Linked DNA regions of Homo sapiens: region 1 is linked to region 2. Evidence: chromatin contacts called from ENCODE Hi-C or POLR2A ChIA-PET data. All regions are on one chromosome and are shown on one strand. Each heading gives the region's core, a stretch centred on a gene start or an enhancer-like site at or near the end of the contact. The rest is flanking DNA. Distances are from core to core; before and after follow the strand shown.

What was found. A loop is a pair of places that touch in the nucleus more often than their neighbours do. ChIA-PET counts read pairs that join two places held with the same protein, here RNA polymerase II (POLR2A).
Region 1: a map of endothelial cell of hepatic sinusoid shows a loop between it and region 2 (4-fold over the local background). The contact joins two enhancer-like sites. A Hi-C loop is called at or near these places in 1 of 168 maps with a recorded cell type or tissue (endothelial cell of hepatic sinusoid). POLR2A ChIA-PET finds 5 or more read pairs at or near these places in 1 of 52 experiments (MCF 10A).

What each region holds. Positions count from the first base shown.
Region 1 is chr6:10,235,172-10,242,807 of GRCh38, forward strand. No RefSeq gene overlaps it. Among named protein-coding and RNA genes, the nearest start is that of TFAP2A-AS2, 170 kb to the right of the region's middle. Within about 2 kb of position 2,665, at least 3 of the 41 ENCODE cell types and tissues checked have a DNase peak (open chromatin) inside an H3K27ac peak, as active enhancers do.
Region 2 is chr6:10,313,843-10,320,656 of GRCh38, forward strand. No RefSeq gene overlaps it. Among named protein-coding and RNA genes, the nearest start is that of TFAP2A-AS2, 87 kb to the right of the region's middle. RefSeq lists an enhancer at 1,120-1,841. Within about 2 kb of position 2,634, at least 5 of the 41 ENCODE cell types and tissues checked have a DNase peak (open chromatin) inside an H3K27ac peak, as active enhancers do.

The DNA of each region.
Region 1 (7,636 bases), core at 1,415-3,914, 79 kb before region 2:
AACTATGTTAAGAAGCTATAAAGTAAAATATTTTGCTGGTTACTTCTTTAGTCAACTCGAGTAGATATTATCTCTTGACTAATGAATAAAGGTTCATTTGATTATAAAATGCAGTAGTATATTAGTGTGATCTTGGCGCATATTATATGTGGTACAATAGCTAACTGGCATAGATTCTAATTCCGATGCTTTTATGTAGGCCTTGCTTCCCTATTAAAATTGGAAGTGTTAATTTGCCAGTAATCACTCCACTTTCTCCTATCGTCTAGCAAAAAGGACAGGCCCTTACTGCATGGATAAAATGTAGTAATGCATTTAGTGCTAGGCCATGATTTTAGACCTCCAGCTGTTTTACTGGTTGTATAACTAAAAATAAGATAATGTTATGCTGGGTAACCACGGCTTTTGTAGGCATTCACATTTTACAAATCACTGCACAGTATGCAAACCATTATATTTTTTAAATGCTTAAATCCGACCTGGGAGTCTCACACTTCCATTATTAAAGAAGAGCTTGCTAGACTGTGAAGTGGTCTGAATCCTGGAAAGGGAAGCTGGTGGGCTGAGTTTATACTGTCCGAAAAATTCCTCCACACTACCCATTCCTGAAGCCCGGTTGAAAACAGGCATTCCTTGCCGTCAACGATGAAGAGCAGAATTGTCAAAGGTTGATGGGGTTTTTTATTTTTATTTTTATTTGATCTGTAAACCTCCTACTTATTCAAATAATGCAAACCAGAGAGCAGTATATTGAGCAAGAACAGTGGCGAGAAATAGCATGCCTCTCTAAACAGGCTTACATTAAAAATGAAGGATCAGAGGAAAGAACTTTGCTGGTTCACATCATGCAAACACATAAAAGTCCTGTGATATTTATACTTCTGTGATCTAATCAGAAGCCCAAAGCATGCTGTCTTTAACTGATTTATTTGTTTTGCATGAAAGCATTGATAAATAAGTAGAGCTATCCTGAGCCACATTTTTACAATGGCATCTGCTTTCAGAAATCCCAGTCATTCAGAACAAATGCTCCTGGAGCACAGTGTCCCACATAGACACAAATACTGGTAAGGACTTGGTGAAACTGTACGGTATCTGAAATTGCTCTCAAGGTTCTATGGATGATTTACATTAAAAACAACAACAACCCGACGACGACAACTGAGATGGCCTTTAACTTCTCCAAACACTGCATCCCATATAGAAACCCGAGTTTATGTAGAGGCATCTAAAGCTCATATAAATGTGGTTGCATTCCCTACTTGGGCAGGGAAGACAGAGATCCCTGGGAAGCGAAATGATTCAGGTGTCAGTCAATCAAGGCCAAATAAAAAGCAAAACGTGTGTAATTAGAAGTGCATACATGTTCAAGCAATGTTAGCTGATTCTTAGATCCAAATTTTAACTCGCTTTTAATCACCGAGTGAGTAGTTGGGAGGCTGATCATAGGAATGGAAGAGAGAAAATAGGCTTGTCTGTGACTTCCAACCATTACAATGTTGGTCGAGGGGCCAGAGAGGAACCAAAGGGATTTGGGAGGGTGTATTTGAAAAATGAGACTTAGTATATAGGAAATGAGATTAGAAATCACTCCATGTGTGAGCTTTTAGGAGTGGATTTCTATGTGGGATTGCTAGAGGGAGAGGGACAAGGTTATTGATTCTGTGAAAAAAAGTGAAGGTACAAAGATCAGTCAAAAATGTAGTGTTCCTGGGAATCCAGAAAAATTAAGGTGTATAAAACTCATCTTTTCTAACAAGTTCCTCATGTTCTTCAAGAGTGAAGACTAGAATCCCTTCCTTCCCCAGCCTTTGTCTCCTGCACAGGTACTGTTCGCTACTCTTAAGGATGCAAAACTGGGTCTTCCATTAAGGCAGGAATGGGCAGGACTCCGTTGGTCTAAAATGTATCTCCTATGGGGCCAGGCATGGTGGCTCATGCCTGTAATCCCAGCACTTTGGGAGGCCGCGGCAGGCAGATCCCCTGAGGTCAGGAGTTCGAGACCAGCTGGACAACATGGCAAAACCCCATCTCTACCAAAAATACAAAAATTAGCCAGGTGGTACGTGTCTGTAGTCCCAGCTACTCAGGAGACTGAGGCAGGAGAAGCACTTGAACCCAGGAGGCAGAGGTTGCAGTGAGCCGAGATCATGCCATTGCACTCCAGCCTGAGCAACAAGAGCGAAACTCCATCTCAAACTAAATAAATAAATAAAAATAAAATATATCTCCTGTTGGGTTTGGCTCGGGATCTTTAGAGCCAGAGGGGAACTTAGAATCCGTCTGGTGCAAACCTCTAATTTTATACACAGGGACCTGTGACACAGAGACGTTAAGTGGTTTGCCTGAGGTCACACAGCTAATAAGCCATGAATTAAGCCAAATCTTTCTGAGCCTAAGTCGTGTCTTCAAGTTAATAGTACCAGACTGTCTGTACTTTCAATTCTTTCCACTCCAAAAAGGCAACTGGGAATGGTGAAACTAATTCTTCAAAATCATACCTATCCCCTTCACAAGGGACAAAATCAAATGTCAGAAGATAAAATGTCACAAGCCATGCTTTGGCATGGACATGAAGCACAGTCTGAGAGCCTGTCTGAGTGGACAAGAGGCTGTGGCTGAGGAGTGGCCAGTGACGAGCAGGGTGTGGACAGAGGCCTCACCTCCCCTCGGAGCGCCAGATGGCAAGCACAACTTCTCTTTGAGTCACCAAATCACTGAGTCACACCTTTCCTTTCTGGCTGACTCCAGCTTAATCCGAAGGGTGAGGTGAATATTCCCAGTCCTAAACTGAAGACTGTGCCTTTTTTTTCTAGGGAAAATGAAAGACCTAAGGAACTTAGCTTGGGGTTTGGTTGTTCTTTTGAAGCTTAACAATATCTGCATCTCAGGCCAAATTAACAATTCACATATATGTATATAAAAACATAAACATATATATACATTATATGTACATAAACATATATATACATAAACATATATATACATAAACATATATATACACACCATAAACATATATATTAAAAAACCATAAAACAAAAACAAAGGCCAACTTTTAACATATATAATGTATAATACATATTATACATTATATATGCTTGACATGTTAAAGTATTATATAATACATATATATGTATTGTATATGCTTAACATATATGTTTAACATAGATAATACATACATATTATATAACTATATATGTTTAATATACATATGCTTAATATATATGTTTAACATATATATGTTAAAGTTGGCCTTTGTTTTTGTTTTACGGGTTTTTTTAATGTCCTAAAAAAGCCCTAGGGCCTTTGTAAGCATTTTCAAATAATGCCAAGTTCTTAACATTATCCTTTGAAGCCCTGCAAGTTCCAGCCAATTTGGCCCCTACTGTCTTCAAGTTTAAGTGCAACACTTTTACTTCAGAAAAATTAAACAACAGACATATGACATGAAGTCATCTAAGTATGTTGATGCTGTGTCTTCACATTTGCACCAGGTCCACAGATACGACCCCTCCACTCTCAGCCAATCCAGCTCCTAGGATTCAACGTTCTGAAATCCAGGCTCTTTTCGATCAGCTCATTGAAAGCGCGTTACCTCTGCACTCTGCCCTATCCCCACCTTCCTGGCTGTCCCATGTCTCAGCCTAATGACAACATATTAACTAATTTACTTTATCAGTCTTGTGGTTGCTGGGAAAATATTTCACAGATTAGATAACTTATTGAAGAAGGCTGAAAGTGCCTCTTCTCTCTAGCCTTGTGGCAATTAGTAGTCACTCAGCCCACCTACAGTTTGGTTCCCATCTCTGGAAGGTGCCCGGATGTTCTGAAGCCCTTCCTCTCATTCTTCCTTAACTATGCCAGGTATTCTGGAAAACTGAAAGGCCAGAATAACATCTCATTTCTCTCCCACTTCCCCCAAAATATTATATTCATTGAGTAGAGAAGCTTTTGACAAGGAAAGTCTTCAATAAACAAATAAAGCAGGCTTTTTTTAAAACTCTGAAGTTATCTCAAAGCAGATATCACATTCAAAAGATGATGAGAATTAGGCTTTCCCCCACCCACCAATCACTCTACTGAAAGCCATTAATATTATTAGTTGCAAATCCATTAGGTTAAATTGCCTCATCACATTTTCTAGACCATGATCTAGGAAATGTAAAGATGAGGGGTAAAGAGTGAGGACAGATTCCCCTGGAAGAGAAGTTATGACCACTCAGCAGGCAAGATTTTTCTACTGAAAGGGGGCAGTTCAGTGGGATTCTCTTAATGTGAAACCCTAGGGTTTCACATTAAACTTGTTAGTGTATAACTAGCACCCTTGCTTTTGCTAATTATATAAACCTGTTAGCTGCTATTATTTCTTGACCATTTCTTTAGTCAGTGTTGCCCACTCCCTAAGTTTAAAAAAGTTACATAAAGTTGTATTCATACCTCATCAGTGGGTGATGCTTCTGTATCTTTGTCCTCTGAAGATGATGTGGAGAGATAGCCCATCAACAGTGCCTTCTATAGCTCTAGAGATACCCTCCCTGGTCTCCGAGACTTTGGCTGTTAAGTTTGGTGCTGCTCAACATTTTAATATTTTTATTATTGCTATAGAAATATTTCTTAATTGTAGATGTTTAAATATCACTCGCCATTTGTTGAATCTCTAAGAAACTGGTGGGTTTTCTCATTTCTGCTTCAGAAACAAGGAAATAAGAGATTAGGTGGTACTCAGGATTAGTATTCTTCCTGAATCCTGTTTCACAGCTCCCTAAGAGGCAGCACCTGCACAAAGAGGGAAGAGGATGGGCATCTTTTTCTTGGAAGCAGGAGCACCTGGGTCCCAGTCCAGGCTTGCTCAGCCTTTCCCTAGCTGTGTCACTGTAGGCAAGTTACTTAACTCCTGTGAGACGCCTGTACTTCCTCAGTCGATGTATCTACCTTGTCAGAGGTCAATAGAATAAATTGTGGAGAATAACTAGCATAATATTAATAGATAATAGCAACTATCGTGAGGCCCGAAAGAGTCAGGAAGGCAAGCTCTATACACAATTGGTTCAATCAGTCATTCTGTTGTAATTGACTGACTGGACATGCTAAGTGGCATAAAATGTTAGGCTTAAGCCTACTGTTAGTTCAACTGTTTAGGGAGATAATTTTGACCCCACTCAAAGATATCCCTCCTCATCCTCTATTAAAGTAGTAAACTAGAAAGCAATACATCTGGAATAGAATGTCTTATTTATGTCATAGAATAAAATATATTGCTTTTGTAATGGACCTTGTCAATTTTCCCAAAGCCTCCCTCCCATCCCATCACTTTCAATCATGGAGATCGGGTATCTTGGTGTCCCATCTGCAGGGTGGATCCCAATGGTCCTGTGCTGGTCAGTTTAATTATTGGTTCGGGAAGGGGCGTGTAACCCATGCTAAATTAATCCTAGGGATGTCCAGGATTTTGTTTAGTGGTTGAGGGAAAAGCAATTCTCTCTTCCTCTAGGAAGGCATGGTTTGCCCATAAAAAGCCTGGAGCTGCTGCAGCCACTTCCCGCTCTGAGAGAATCCAAACTGAGGATGAAACCAACCACCAAAAGAAGGCAAAGGAAAAATAATCTCAAAGAAACAGAGCTGGGGAGCTGATCAAAGCACTCTGAGGCTTCCTAGAATGTTGACCTTTTCAATTTCTTGAGCCAATAAATTCCTTTAAGTCCATTTAGAATTGGGTTAGCTGGTATGTGTGGCCTCATGTATGTTAACTGTATGATTTCTTGAGCTGCACTATTATACTACCACCCTTTATCAAGGATTGATGTACAAAACCCATTATATATGTTTCTGCATCTTCTGGAAAACCAGTCTTGAAGGCATTATATTACCATTGTCCTTTAAAAAACAAATCCAGCTAAGTGGGGTAGCTCACGCCTATAATCCCAGGTACTTGGAAGGATGAGAGGGAAGGATCACTGGAGGCCAGAGTTCAACATCAGCCTGGGCAACACAGCAAGACCCCATCTCTAAAAATAAATAACTTAAAAAACATGAATCCATGTGATGAATTTACTCTTTGAATTTAATATTAGAGGGGAACAGAGCTTACTTCTAGAGAATCTACATGCTATCATTTTCCAAACTAGATCTATATACCCACATAATTTCCTTTTTGCCTCAACTGTCTGGAAAGCAGAGATACATGATGTTGGCAGGTTTGGTCACAAGCACTGCAGGGACCTTGGCAATGTGTAAAGACAGGAAGACAGGAGAAGCTGTGAACATGGTTGTCAGAGTCCCCAACCCCAGCTGGGCATCAAAGAGTGTCAGGAGCCCTGGATATGCTTGGGAGGGCAGAAGATTCAAACAGACAGCAAGTGCACTCAGAGGTTTAGAACATCTTGGATTGGATCAGGCTGCTAGTAAGCCCTTAATAAACAGCAGTTCTCTTCAAGGCCACATTGGTAAAAGCGAACATGAGAACCACCCACATCAGATCTACCTGAAGACTACAGGGGAATTGTTGAGAATGAAGATTCCTAGGCCTCAGCCTAGGCCAGCTGCATCTGATTCTAGGTGGCCTTCGGAAATCTGCACCTCTTATAACCTCCTCAACTAAATCTGATGCATTCTAAATTTCCTAAACTTGCTTGACTGTAAGACTTGTTAATACACTGACTACAGTTCCCCACCCCAGAACTCATGAATCAGAATCTCCAGGGAAAGGGTCTAGGAATATTCACATTTAACAAGCACCCCAGGAAATTCTTCTCATCAAGTGTGTTTAGGAAATGCTTCCTACTTTAGGTCAGGCTTCTATAACAAAGTAACATAGGCTGGGTGGCTTATAAACAACAGAAATTTATTTCTCGCGGCTCTGGAGGCTGGAAGTCTGAGATCAGGATGCCAGCATGGTTGAGTTCTGGCAGAGGCCCTCTCTGGGTTGCAGACTGCTGCCTTCTTATATCCTCACATGGTGGAAAGAGAACAAGAGAGCTCTATGGGGTCTCTTTTATAAGGACATTAATCTCACTCAGGAGAGCTCCATCCTCATGACCTAATTACCTCCCAAAGGCTCCACCTCCTCAAACCATCATGTTGAGAGTTAAAATTTCAACATACAAATTGGAGGGGAGGATAATTCCGTTCATAAATTTTCCCTAGAGAGTACTGGAAATCCATTGGCACCAGAGCCCAAGGGCTCCTGCATCCCAGGTTTGCTGGGAAGTTGTGTACGGGAGCCCCATGTGACACTGGAAGATGTAACGAAGTCATCAGATCCAAGATCTGGAGAGGCTGACTTGCTTCTAAGTCCTTCAAGATGCTGAAACTGGAAGCTAGTCATCCACGGGCTTCCCACACCTGCCAGGTGCAGGTCTGGATCTGCTAATGCTGCCCAACACCGGGACCACCTGCCCAAAGCTGGGCAAACTGAAGCCAGGGCACAGGAGGTGTTTGCCTGCGGCAGCCATCAGACTCCAAGCATTTCATGCTCTCTCATCATTGGATCTCAACTATGGCTGCTTTAAGTCAGCTAAGGAGCTTTAATAAAACCCATGCAGTGCTCCACCCAAACTAATGAAATCAGAATGGCGGGGGCAGGGGGGACTGCTGTGTTTATTACCCCCATCACCCCCATCTAGATGACTCTGTGCAC
Region 2 (6,814 bases), core at 1,384-3,883:
TTTGTGTTCTTACAATACTTTTCAGGGTCTCAGAGCTCTTTCCCAAGAGTGTTTCACACCTGCTTGTTTGCCCTCAGCCTCGGTGGCGGAGCAGATCCCTCCAAGTAAACAGCTACATCCCCACGGTGCCTGTAACAACTCACAAAGCGTGCAGTCCCTAAACCCCACTCCGAGGAAGGCCCTTAAACTAAAGCCACTCCCATGTAATTCACCCTTGGTAGAATCTAAGATCAGTCTCTGTTGCCATCAGTTTCACTGTAGGGTAAATAATGTTTGAGTTCCTGGAAATGTCTCCTTATTTTCTGTTCTTGCAGTTCCACGAATAAGTATCCCAAAATAAGGGCAAAACATGAGCATTTTGAAAACATTTGTTTTCCAACCTGCCGGCTGCATTTTCCACCAAGGCATTGGACACGCACTCTGACTGAGCCCGCACATTCCCCACAGGCCAACTGCCTTTGACGTCAGTGGGAGCTTGGCCTTCTCGAAGACAGAGGCAAAGATAATATTTGCAAAGTCAGCTTTGCAAAATTCAGCTTTTCTCCGCTTTGCTGCAGATTGAATGATAAGCCTGGGACCAGCAGAGATAACGTTTCACAGGGGTTTCCCTATCTGGACCCTCCTACCAAATTCGTGGAAATCAGTCTTTAAGAAAACCGGACGAGCCACTCATAATGGCCTGGCCACCACACCTGTCTGATAGCATCTCAGCTACTCCCTTCAAAGACAACAACGGGGTAGCAATTTTTTTAAATGCCTCTGTTACAATACAGTATATTTTACTCACTGCACCAAAATGTCAGCACAATGGAAAACAGATTGTTTACGCTGACCCAAGGATAAATATTTACGAGCCAGCAAATACAAACCTTGTCAAAGTCGACTGGTCAACAAGCAATCTTCCAGGAGAGGGACCCATTTTATGAAGGGTGTGTACTTTCTGACGTCAGCCATTTTGCAAGGGGACATTTGGGGACACTGTTGTCAAAAAGAATCCTCCGTTTCACGGGCTACATAGCAGCAACTGCCATACCAAATATCTTTTCTGCCATTCCTGAATCTCAGACAGAGACTTCTCTCTCTAGAAATAAAGACAGTCTAGGGGAAAAAACAGTGGTGGAGAGATAAAATCTTTAAAATGTTGCATTAGGAGTTCTTCTCTTTTCCTCCCTTTACTTTGTGTGAGGACAGTGACTGCCGCAGCTAGCCGCTCCCTCAGCCACCCTGAATGTATAGTTGCCTCCAGTGCCCCAGGGCCAGAAGAGATTTCTTTACGGGAGATGCAATCAGCTCTAACCAATCAGTAAGAAGGGTTAATCAGCTGATCGATTGGTCCCTGAGCAGCTGGGACCTGGCTCCTCTCTGACTGGCTCTAGCCTGGCCTTGGGGTAAGAGGTTGGGAACTTTTAATTATCCACAGCAGCCACTGCTCTGATTGAATGGTCAATGGGTTTACTACTGAGGCGGCGCTGCTTGAATAATAATAGAAAACAATGTGGATGCCGGCAAGTGCAAACAGAGGGCCAGAAAAGGCACTTGGATATGTAGAATGCACGTTAAGATGAGTTAATTGCCTGGCAGAAACCAAATTTCAAAGGTCTTGAAAGGTGTTTTATGGAAGCAGAGTAGATGCTTGGGGAGGCATCAGCGAGATCACATTTTTTTCTTTTGTGACTCTTGGGTCTGTGACCATTGCTGGCTACACAATGTTGCCCCAGGACAAAGGATAACTTGCTTACCCCAGTGGTTAAAGAAATGATCACTGGAGGAAATCTGTATTTTGACATTTGCAGGCACTGTCAGGGTTTAATTATTTTTCTTTGTAAACTTCCTTGAAAAATAATCATTCCCTAGTTCCACTATGTAAGATGTGCTCATGGGGTGGGGAGGTTGGGTGGCATAATTAAATCATGCCAAGAAATATAGCGTTAACACCCAAAGGTTTTTAAAAGCTTTGTTCGACTGTGTGTTGTGGAGATCTTTCTACTTCACCCTCCCTAAGCAGAATAAATCATCAATCCAATAACTCACTACAATATGCTGATCTTTCCTTTCCCGGGTTAAACAGCTCACTCGTAGTGGTTCCTTCTTCCCTTGAACATAAAAACCAACAAGTGCCTCCAAATAAAAATGGTATTTGTGTTCAAGTCCTCTGAGAGTGTCACAGTGGAGGCAAATGCCCCAAAAGGGCAAACAGCTCCATGCCCTGGCAGTGGGGTTAGCAAAAGATGTAAGCAATTTCACAGAACTGCTGAAAAGGATGTTTGAGTTCAATTTTTTTAAAAAAAAGAAAGAATAGTCCATTTGGCACAGAGACTCACGTTTGGAGGGGTGGTGGGAAAAGGCAACTAGACCCCTCTGGAAGGTATCCCCTGGAATCCTGGTCAAGATCTTCAAATTATCAGAGATCAGAAATCATCCTATTTCAGCAGATTCCACGTTAAAAATGTGCCTTTCTCCAGTGATCTCACATAAACACTAGAGCTCATCAGGCTCCGCTGGAGTCATTACTATTTATATTACCATACCCTGGCTGTGTGCAGTCAATTCATAATTGTCCAGTTTTTCTAATTAATCACAAAAGATTTTTGTTTTGCCTGCAGCTAGTTCTGGGGTGACTCACGACGGCAAGCCAAAGCTCATACATCAAACACAGGCCCTCTCTCACTCCAGCCTTCTGCTGGGAAGGCTGCTCTGCGCCTCTCGACCAAAGAGGCACGCACTGGGCATGTGCGGCCCCGGGCGCAGGAGAAGCCGGAGATCCGTCCTCTACTGTGTGACTTGTTATTTTTATCTGATGCTTGCATTCTCGGGCCAAGTCAGACCCAAAGAGCACGGCCAGGTTTCTAAATTCAGAGCCCTGTTGCTCTGGTTCCTGTTCCTCCCTCTTTTCTGTGTTCCTCCTCGTTGTCTTTCATCAAATTAAGACTATAGTGCTTCCAAGAGAGAGATTAGGACATCATTTTTCATATTCTTCAGTCCTTTCAATGGTGACCTTTTATGGAGGCAACAACAAAGAATGTCACCAGAAGAAGGAGGGAAGAAAGCACAGCTTCTGCATTTTATTCTACCAAATCCACATCAAGGCAGGGCAGGAGGAAATATCTTTTTTTTTTTTTTTTTTGACTGAGTTTTGCTCTTGTTGCCCAGGCTGAAGTGCAATGGCGCAATCGCAGCTCACCGCAACCTCTGCCTCCCGGGTTCAAGGGATTCTCCTGCCTCAGCCTCCCGAGTAGCTAGGATTACAGGCATACGCCACCATGCCCAGCTAATTTTTTGTGTGTTTTTAGTGGAGACGGGGTTTCTCCAATTTGGTCAGGCTGGTCTCGAACTCTCGACCTCAGGTGATCCCCCCACCTTCGCCTCCCAAAGTGCTGGGATTACAGGCGTGAGCCACCCACCTGGCCGGACATATCTATTTAATGTGCAGTTTATCTTACTGAAAGGTATTTCGGCAGGTGACCCGTTGGAAATGTGTCTGGTGCAAATAACCTCTAGGATTGCTAGGAAGGGGCCCAGGGCCACCACTGGCCTGAGTCAAAGCAGCTGGGTTTGCCTAATAGAAATGATCAGAGGGTCAACTGGAAGGAGGCAGGCAGAGGCCGCCTGTGTAACCTGCATTGCATGTGAAGAATTTCAAGGTGAGATCAATCTATTTGGAAGATCTTGTTTGATCACATTCGGTCTGCGTAGGCGTTGGCACAGGGTCAGCACAGTGACAGGAAAAAGCATGGCGCTTGCTCTATGAAATCTTCAGGACTCAAGCAGATGCTTTGGAACTGTCAGATGACTCCTAGTTGCTGATTTTATATATTGATTAATTTTGCAAGCCTCATATACTTAATACTATTCTTGATATGTCCTGATAGCAGATATAGTCCATGTAGCACCGGATATAAACTTTTCCTTGTGTAAGACACTGTTTACAAGTCCACAATGCTCCCACCTGCCGATCTCCCCAAACCCCACTTGTCCTTTAGGTTTAACTAGATATCACCTCTGCTGAGAACTCAGTCTCCCCTGACCACTCACCCCCCATCCCCAGACACCTGTTCCTGACACCTGTGAGATGCGTCTTTTCTGCACTCCCGTCAAAGCCTATGCTGCCTGTGTCATAGCACACGTCACAGGCTGTTGAAATTACTTTTGTGCCTGCCTGCTTCCCTCGCATGGCCATGTGCCCTGTGAGAGGAGGGATCGTGGTGCTCATCCTAAGCTCGGCCCGTGACTCCATGTGTGCCTCCAGGAGAGAAATACCTCTGAGAAGAGATTTATCATTGGATGGGAAGGTCATAGTGAGTGTGAAGGAGAACGATGATGAAACTTAACTTTTTAGATTTATTTCCCAAGTTATTTACCCTTCTAGTGTTACCTTCACCTGTCCACCCCCTCACTGGTGCCCTATTCTGTTAACTCCAGAGAATTCAGTCTCCCTCGCCAGCCCCTGCATTCTTTAGTTCATTTTGAATCATAACAACAATAAAATTGAAGAACGCTCTTATTGTCTCCTGATTAGGGAGAGCCAAGCATACCTGGAGTTGTGTTTTGGCTCTTGGCTCTCTCCCTTTCTGCAACCTATTTGCATATATGAGGAGTGGGGGCGGAGAGGGGGGGACATCAAAGGGACAAGCTGCTTGTTTGATCTAATTAGTCTATTTTTCATTCTTTCCAAAAACACTGGGGAAGGGGAATTCCAGATAGTCCTGGGATCTCTGTGAGGTAAATTAGTTTTTAGGCAGGGAGGCCTGGATTTTCTTTAACACGATAGCTGCACCATGAACAAAAAAACTGAGATCACCAGCCCTTTGGACTTCATATAAATTCATACATTTTTATTGAGCACTTGCTGTGTTTTGGCACACATTGGGTGCTCCGGGCACCTACTCTTATTTATAAGCAAACATCAAGCTTGCTAGTCTTCTGGGGCGACAAAACCTCCGCAAGCTATTACAAGCCTAGAAAGGTAAATAACTTGGTGTGGTGGAAGGATATTCACGCACCATGGAAACTTGCAATGGAAGGGACTCCTATGGTCTAAGGGACTCCTATGGTCTGAGGTGGGAGCATCCCACAAAAAGTGCATGAAGTTCCTTTTAAGTCTAGTCGTGAAGAATGACAAGGCTAGACGTGCTCTGCAAGCAGATGGAAATGAGTGAGCTATGCTCCCTCCCTGAGGAGGAGGAAAATGTCCACAGCTGGGGCATGGAAAGGGAATGGAAGCTCAGCTCTCCCAGTCACTGAGCTCTCCATAGGGAGCGCCTTGTACACCACAGAAAAAAATTTCAATCGTGTCCCAAGGACACTGGGGAAGCACTAAAGACGAGTTTTAAACAGGTGCATTCAAGACTCAGATTTCTGTTGTCTACAGGGCTCTCTGGTTGGGGTGTGGAGATCAGAGAGAGGTAAGATGGGGAATGGGGGATTCATCAGGCAGCCCCTGCAGAGATCTAGTGAGAAATGATGGCAACCTGGACGGGAGTGGCCACCGTGGGGATGGGAGGAAGTGGAGGGTTTTCCATGGGGATAGAGGGATGTGGGCAGGTTTTCCGTGGGGATAGAGGGACGTGGGGGTTTTCCGTGGGGATGGAGGGATGTGGGCAGGTTTTCGGTGGGGATGGCGGGACGTGGGCAGTTTTCCGTGGGGATGGCGGGACGTGGGCAGTTTTCCGTGGGGATGGCGGGACGTGGGCGGTTTTCCATGGAGATGACGGGACGTGGGCGGTTTTCCTTGGGGATGGCGGGACGTGGGCGGTTTTCCGTGGAGATGACGGGACGTGGGCGGTTTTCCGTAGGGATGGTGGGACGTGGGTGAGTTTTCCGTGGGGATGGAGGGACGTGGAGTGTTTTCCATGGGGATGGAGGAACGTGGGCGGTTTTCCGTGGGGATGGAGGGATGTGGCGGGTTTTCCGTGGGGATGGAGGGACGTGGGCGGTTTTCCGTGGGGATGGAGGGACGTGGGCGGGGTTTCGAGGCATTCAGAAGGTGTTAAGAGAAGACGAAGGAAAAATGAATGGTGGAACTCTCCTGAAGAACAACTAAGATTTGTTTCTTCAGTATTTCAGGCGTTCAATCCTGCTTTGTCTAGTGACTTTAAGCCCAAGAAATCTGAAACTTAATGAGTTTGGGAAAAGTAAATTAGGGGTGAAACTGTGGCACGCACTACTGCTGACTGAAACAAGACCCAGCTGAGGACATTTTCTTAACTAATATCTCTCTCTCTCCCTCTCTCTCTGTCTCTCTCCCTCCCTCCCTCCCTCCCTCTGTATCATGAAATTGCACACTCGCCCATTCGCACCTATTTGGAACCAAAAGAGACTTGAGGCAGCAATCCGATTTACTTTACAATCCCGACCTACACCCACCCCACCTCTTACCCAAATAAAGGAGCATTGCACTCGCCTGCCACACACAATTCACTCTTCATTGGGGCCAGGAGGCACCTGAGAGGCTCTAGAAAAGCTCATTCTCTTTTTGAGACTTAAGTTTCTCCCTTGTTACATTGGAGAAGAGTAGAAATCATATTTATTCAATTCTCTGCAAATGGCATGAGTAGTGAGTGATCAGATAAACCAAATTGAACTCTGAAGGCCAATGCCCTAAAACCACAAAAAATTCTTCTCTGAGAGTGAGTCTGACGTTCCAGCCTCCGCCATCCTCCCCAACCCCACTCCCACCTTAGTGAGAGCAACGATAAACATTTGGATGAGTAAGTTACTGACTTCAGAGACCTGCTACCGATAGCCTCAGAATAGTCACCCAGAAAGAGAATTTTAAATCTATTCGAAAATTCTAGAAGTAAAATTTTATTATCTG